2 separate regions of the Mus musculus genome follow, and region 1 is linked to region 2. The links are chromatin loops, found by intact Hi-C in ENCODE. Cell type or tissue: heart. All regions are shown on one strand. Links, peaks and the distances in the headings refer to the core of each region. The heading gives the core; the rest is flanking DNA.

The links. A loop is a pair of places that touch in the nucleus more often than their neighbours do. Peaks named below come from ENCODE experiments on the same cell type or tissue, not always from the same donor. Only the 100,000 strongest peaks of a DNase experiment are listed, where the experiment ranks them.
Region 1: a loop joins it to region 2, with 1.9 times the contacts of the local background. A loop is called at or near these places in 1 of 42 quality-filtered maps.

The regions. Positions count from the first base shown.
Region 1 is chr16:92,993,751-92,996,660 of GRCm38, reverse strand. No RefSeq gene overlaps it. Among named protein-coding and RNA genes, the nearest start is that of Gm41499, 38 kb to the right of the region's middle. In heart, for the core only: no CTCF peak of the experiment used is centred there; no DNase peak of the experiment used is centred there; H3K27me3 peaks cover 1,528 bases.
Region 2 is chr16:92,713,795-92,716,704 of GRCm38, reverse strand. The region is part of intron 2 of Runx1 (runt related transcription factor 1); the gene reads left to right. Among named protein-coding and RNA genes, the nearest start is that of Gm30281, 47 kb to the left of the region's middle. In heart, for the core only: no CTCF peak of the experiment used is centred there; a DNase peak (open chromatin) is centred at 1,044; H3K4me3 peaks cover 551 bases; H3K27me3 peaks cover 1,878 bases.

The DNA.
Region 1 (2,910 bases), core at 252-2,751, 280 kb before region 2:
TTTTTTTAGTCCCTGATACGTCTCAAGTCCTTAGACTACAGACTGAATGGAATTGGCACTGAGCTGTTACGGCGTATATAGACAACATTGAGGAAACATGGTCTTCACTTATACAAGTGACCCGGCCTCCCCAGCCATCCGTAGTCCTGGCTCTCCTAAATCTCTGCTGTGGGATATCCTCTCCATGTTTCCCTATCGCTCTAATCTTTCCCCAACACCTTCTCCTTCCAGCCCATTCTTCTCTTGATCCACTCTCCTAATCAAAGTCCCCAGCCTTGGTCCCACAGGACATCACACCCATTCCCCATGCTTCCCGCCTCCAGCCCCTCCTCCTGATTTACTCCCAACCTCATGACAATCCCTGTTATGTGGCTACAATCTCACCACACTGAGCCTTCAAGGAATTCACACGCTCCTTTTCGCTCTTCTTCCTGATCCTTGGGCACACAAGCTGTGTCCCTAGGCTCTTGTGTGACGGGGCCCAGAGTCAATGCAAATGAGCTACCAAGTGACTTCAACAACATCATGTGTATCTGAGATTGGCTATGAGTCCAAGGTAATCCAACCATAGTAATGGTCAATGAATAACTAAAATGTCCCAGATTTCTGCCCTTCTTGTGCTCAAGTCCCTTTGTATTGTGACCATCCAAAAATAGTTTTGTTTTTTTTTTTCTTGAGTCCCTTGCCTGGATTTATTGAAATTTCCCATGTTGTTCTCTGCAATAATAGATCTAAGCAGAAAGAATGCCTTGCCGGGTGTCTGCCTCCGTGCAAACATGCCTGGGCTAGCATATGAGAGGGCAAAACAGGTGAGGGGGACTGAGGCAAGCATAGCCTCTAGCCAGAGAGCCCCAAACATGAGAGAAGGCTCAGCCACCATCTACAACAGCTGCCCACGGCCCCTGAGTTAAAACTGACACCAAGTCAGTCCCACGAGAACTGATTGGGTAACAGGTAGGCTTATGAGCATGACCAAATGGCTGTTATTTTAAACCATTACATCTTGGAATGTTTCATAACAAGAGATAACATACAGGAGAAAGTAAATGTTAGCTATTATCACGGGTTCATATTAAGATAAAATGTTACCGTATCAGCCGGCATTTTCCATCTCCTTCAAAAGAGCCTGCCACTTTGATGTTCAAGGCGCCCTGCGTGTCACACCCCCACTGTCTCTCATCCCCATTGTTTCACTCCTCACCCTGCCCTTGATATTATTTGTATGCAAGCCCGTGGGCTGTAACAGTCAAGCCACAGACTGTGAAGCCAGACTGTGTAGGATTGTTTTCCCGACTCCACCACTTATTAGCATATGACCCTGGCAGGCTCTTCACCTGTGTTTCGGTTCCCTCCTCTGCAAGATCAGGAGGATGGTACATTGCCTATGCTGAAAAGGGCAATGGGTGTCTGTGGATGGCAGGAGTCTGCGTTTTGTTCTGTAAGGAAGGAAGGAAGAAGAGAGAGAAGGGGAACCCATCTCACCCTACAGCAAGTTGAGGGGCCAGGAGGCAGCTGGCTGTTCCTTCCTGTCTGCATGCGTAGGTTTAACACAGTATCTCTCATGCAGAAACAGTGAACATCTTTGGGAAGATGAAGCAGTCTTTGCATGGGAGTTGGGTCTGATTTGTCAACACGGAAGAGTGGGAAGTGGTTTGCTTGCTTTTTACATCAGGGAGAAACTCAGTAAAGAGGGCGATCGTCCAGGTGAACATTCTAGCTTTTGGGTGATAGTCCCTAGCTTTGCTTTGGTTTTCCATGTAAGAAGTCACCAACAAGCCCACCACCTCAGACTATCTGGGAATTAAAATTTCACCCATGAGGATGGAGAAATCTGACAGAAGTCACAGGAGTTAAATCAAGATTTCTGAAGGGCCAATCCTCTCTGTTGGGGGCTCTATTACACCTGTTTTCTTGCGTTGTTGTATAATCTCCTGAGATGCCTGCCCTTCTTGGCATATAACCTCCCCTGGTCCATCCTCAAAATCTGCTAGGTCCCATCTGATTCTCATTTCAGGCAGATCTTGTGATCACAGTCAGAAGCAAACACTCTGTTAGGAACCTTTGTGGTTGAGCTAGGTCCATCTGGGTAACCTTAGCTGCTCCCATCTCTCACAGTCCTCAGCTCCATCACACAGGCATGCTCCCTTTCTCCGTGGAAGATGCCCATTCACATGTTTGCAGATTTATGGATTAGGTCCTCAAATCTTTAGGGGGCATTCTCCTGCCTCCCGTGAGAGATAATGTATTGATGACTTTTGTCCAAATGATACCCAGAGAATACCGCTGGAGCCCCAAGAAGAAGCCTCGGACACAACTTTCCCATTTATCTTACCTCACTCAGGATGCAGCATGAACAGAGAGCCCTGTGAAGTTATGTGAAACTCGAAAAACAGAAATAGTAACTACGAGGGCTTAGCCATCCTTCATGGTACTATCTAAACTTAAACCTCAATCCCTTACTTTGCAATGTAAATGTTGTTTTTGTTTTTGTTGTTGTTGTTTGACAACTCTAGTAGTTCTTTTTAAAACTCCATTTTTTAAGTCTTACCCGCAGCACAAAAAGCTCTGTGTTATAAGTCCTTATAATCCATGCCTTGCTGGAAGGAAAAAAATGTATTTAATGTATTTAAGAACTGGTTTCCCAACTATGTTCTAAAAAGTTACTTTATGATTTTTGTATTTATTTAATTTTGGCTTAAAATATTTAAGTACCTTAAACTCTACAATAAGCCAAAGCCTCTTGAGATCTTACTGGCAAATTTTTTAGATTTATTATTTTTAATTTGTGCATGATGTTAGTGTGTGTGTGTGTGTGTGTGTGTGTGTGTGTGTGTGTGTGTGTACTTACATGTGAGTACACTGTCACAAAGGCCAAAAGAGAGGAGCTAGACCCCTTGGAGCTAGAGTTAG
Region 2 (2,910 bases), core at 105-2,604:
CTCCCATACCTCTCTCTGATATTGGGAGCATCGCAGGGGCCTCTGTGCCAGCATAGGGAGGGGCCTCATCCTCTTCATCTGTCCCCACCTCCCCGCCTTTCTATATTGATTTGCAGAGTAGAATTTGATAAAAGAATGAGAGAGAGACGGAGAGACAGAAAGAAACAGAGACAAAGAGAGATGAGAGAGAGGGGGAGAAAAGTAGACAAAAAAAGAAGGAACAAGACAAAAAAAACGAAGGAACAAGATTCTAAAGGTGTCTGGAACCTTTCAAAAGCCTCGTGCTGTTTGCCTGTTAAGAAGATACAAGTAACACAAGCCAGCATGAATCCCATTCAAGGGCTGATACTTGGTTTCAGAGAGTCCTGATCTAAATGAGGTCAAAGTGGGTCTTATGCAGGGCCTGTCATTCTGTGCACACTGCGAGTCAGGCTGAGCTCAACCACCTGCTCTGGGGCCTTGAGAAAGATCCAAGGCAAGGTGTCCAGGAAAACAAAATGCATAAGATGTCTACATAGAGCAATCTACTGCCCCAGATAAGAAACATCTTCCTCTGTTTTCATGTGCCCGTGTGCATGTGCAAACACACATGCCTGTGCTCATGTGTGTACACGTACACACACAAGCACGCACAAACACAAGCCCATGCACACAAACACACACACCCAAAAGACCTGCTCTAGCAGAGAGATCCGTGGCTCGGTTCCTCTTTCTTTAGAATTCCAGATAAGCCTTTACATCTCCTCAATCATTGCTCCCATTTGATAAATTCGCCAAAGTTCAAAGGCTGAGTGTGACTGGGGGCATTTGGAGAGGAATGATAAAACTGTGTCTGATAAACACAAAAAGCTTCATCAATATAGATCTACAAATTGGGAGCGTGGGGCTCCCTCAGGCAGTGAAGCTGTTATCTCCAGGGCGAGCCCCAGAAGATAGCTGAGGGAGCGGGAGGCATTATCTGCCTTCACAAGAGGAGCAGCACCTCCCCCACTGCTGTCTGCAAAGCCCAGGAAACACCTTGCAGGGGGTTGATGCAAGACTGCCATCCCCGCCCCAGCGACAGTTGGAATAGTGTTGTAACACAACATTGAGCAACACCTCCGCTGTAGCAGCCACTCTGTCCTAAGACACTTCTCCTGAGGAAAGACAAAGATATTTCGGGTGTCGTTGTTGTTGTTGTTGTTGTTGTTGTTGTCGCCTTTGTTTCAGCTTAGGTCATTAAAGAAAAAAAATCCCCCCTTCCACCCTGCTACTTAAAAAATAAATGTCCCTGAAGTTGGACATTTTGTCCAGGAAGATGGCCTCTTTGTTCCTCAGTCCAACGTGGCCTCGTTGAGTAAGTCTTCCTTTTTTGCTTTTAACTATTAAAGTCAAGAAATAAGAAAAAAAAATCAAGAAATAAAAAAATCAAGGAAAAAAAAAAACTCAGTTAGATCCTGAGAGACTGTTAATGCCAGCCCCTTTCCATCTCACTGTACCATAGCTTGAGAATTCCAGAGAAATCTTCATTTGTGTTTTTCCAGAGATCAGGTTGTCGGTTCCTGGGACTTTTGGGAACTGGATTTAAACTTGTGGATTGCTCTCGGGAAAGGACTTTGAAAGAGAAGAGACCCACTGGAGCTTTCCAGGAGTAATTTCTAAATTTCTTCTAGAGAAAATTTCACAAGACCCTCCTGATTTTAGGGAAGTTACAAAATGGCCAATGGAAGAGGCACAGGGCTAGAGCGGAGGGTGAGACAGCCTTCTCAGAGGGAGGGTCCCAGGCCTGCGAGATGGGCAAGCTGAGAGAAGTCAGCTTGTTTCTAGGAGCCCACTTGCTCTCTGAAAAGTACACAAATTATAGTACGTGTCTGTCTGGAGGAAAATGCTTAGCAGCATCTACCACAGAAAGGTAGCCACTGGAGCAACCCTGTTCTCTCACTTACTTCAGAATTGTCCTTTTGTGAGTGACCAGCTCCAGCATCTCGGAGTGCTCCAGCATCTCAGAGTTCTCCAGCATCTCAGAGTTCTCCAGCATCTCAGAGTGCTCCTACATCTCAGAGTACTCCAGTATCTCAGGGAACTCCAGCATCTCAGAGTATTCCTGCATCTCAGAATGCTCCAGCATCTCAGAGTGCTCCAGCATCTCAGAGTGCTCCAGCATCTCAGAGTGCTCCAGCATCTCAGAGTGCTCCTGCATCTCAGAGTGCTCCTGCATCTCAGAGTGCTCCAGCATCTCAGAGTGCTCCAGCATCTCAGAGTGCTCCAGCATCTCAGAGTGCTCCTGCATCTCAGGGTACTCCTGCATCTCAGAGTATTCCTGCATCTCAGAGTGCTCCAGCATCTCAGAGTGCTCCAGCATCTCAGAGTGCTCCAGCATCTCAGAGTGCTCCAGCATCTCAGAGTGCTCCAGCATCTCAGAGTGCTCCTGCATCTCAGGGTACTCCTGCATCTCAGAGTATTCCTGCATCTCAGAGTGCTCCTGCATCTCAGAGTGCTCCAGCATCTCAGAGTGCTCCTGCATCTCAGAGTGCTCCAGCATCTCAGAGTGCTCCTGCATCTCAGGGTACTCCTGCATCTCAAGCTGCTCCAGCAGTTCCAACTCAGTCTGGTCTTCTTTGTACTGTGTTGAGAGCAGCATGGTTTCAGACTTGGCAATGGAGGAAAGAGGGACACAGAGAAGGAAGGGAGTCTGCAGTCACACGCAGTGTGACCACACTTAGCCATGGAACTCATGTGACAGACTGTGTTCTCAGACGGACTTCCCTCTGGGTCAGAAGGTTTCAGACGTCTTTGTAGCCAGCAGCCAGAAGGCCTTTGCCATGGTTTGATCTTTGGGAAAGCAAGCGTTGCTCCCTGGGTGGCATTAGACCATTGCCTGGTGTTTTGTCTATCCTTCGCTTCTTCTTTACCAATGGAGTCTGCCCTGTG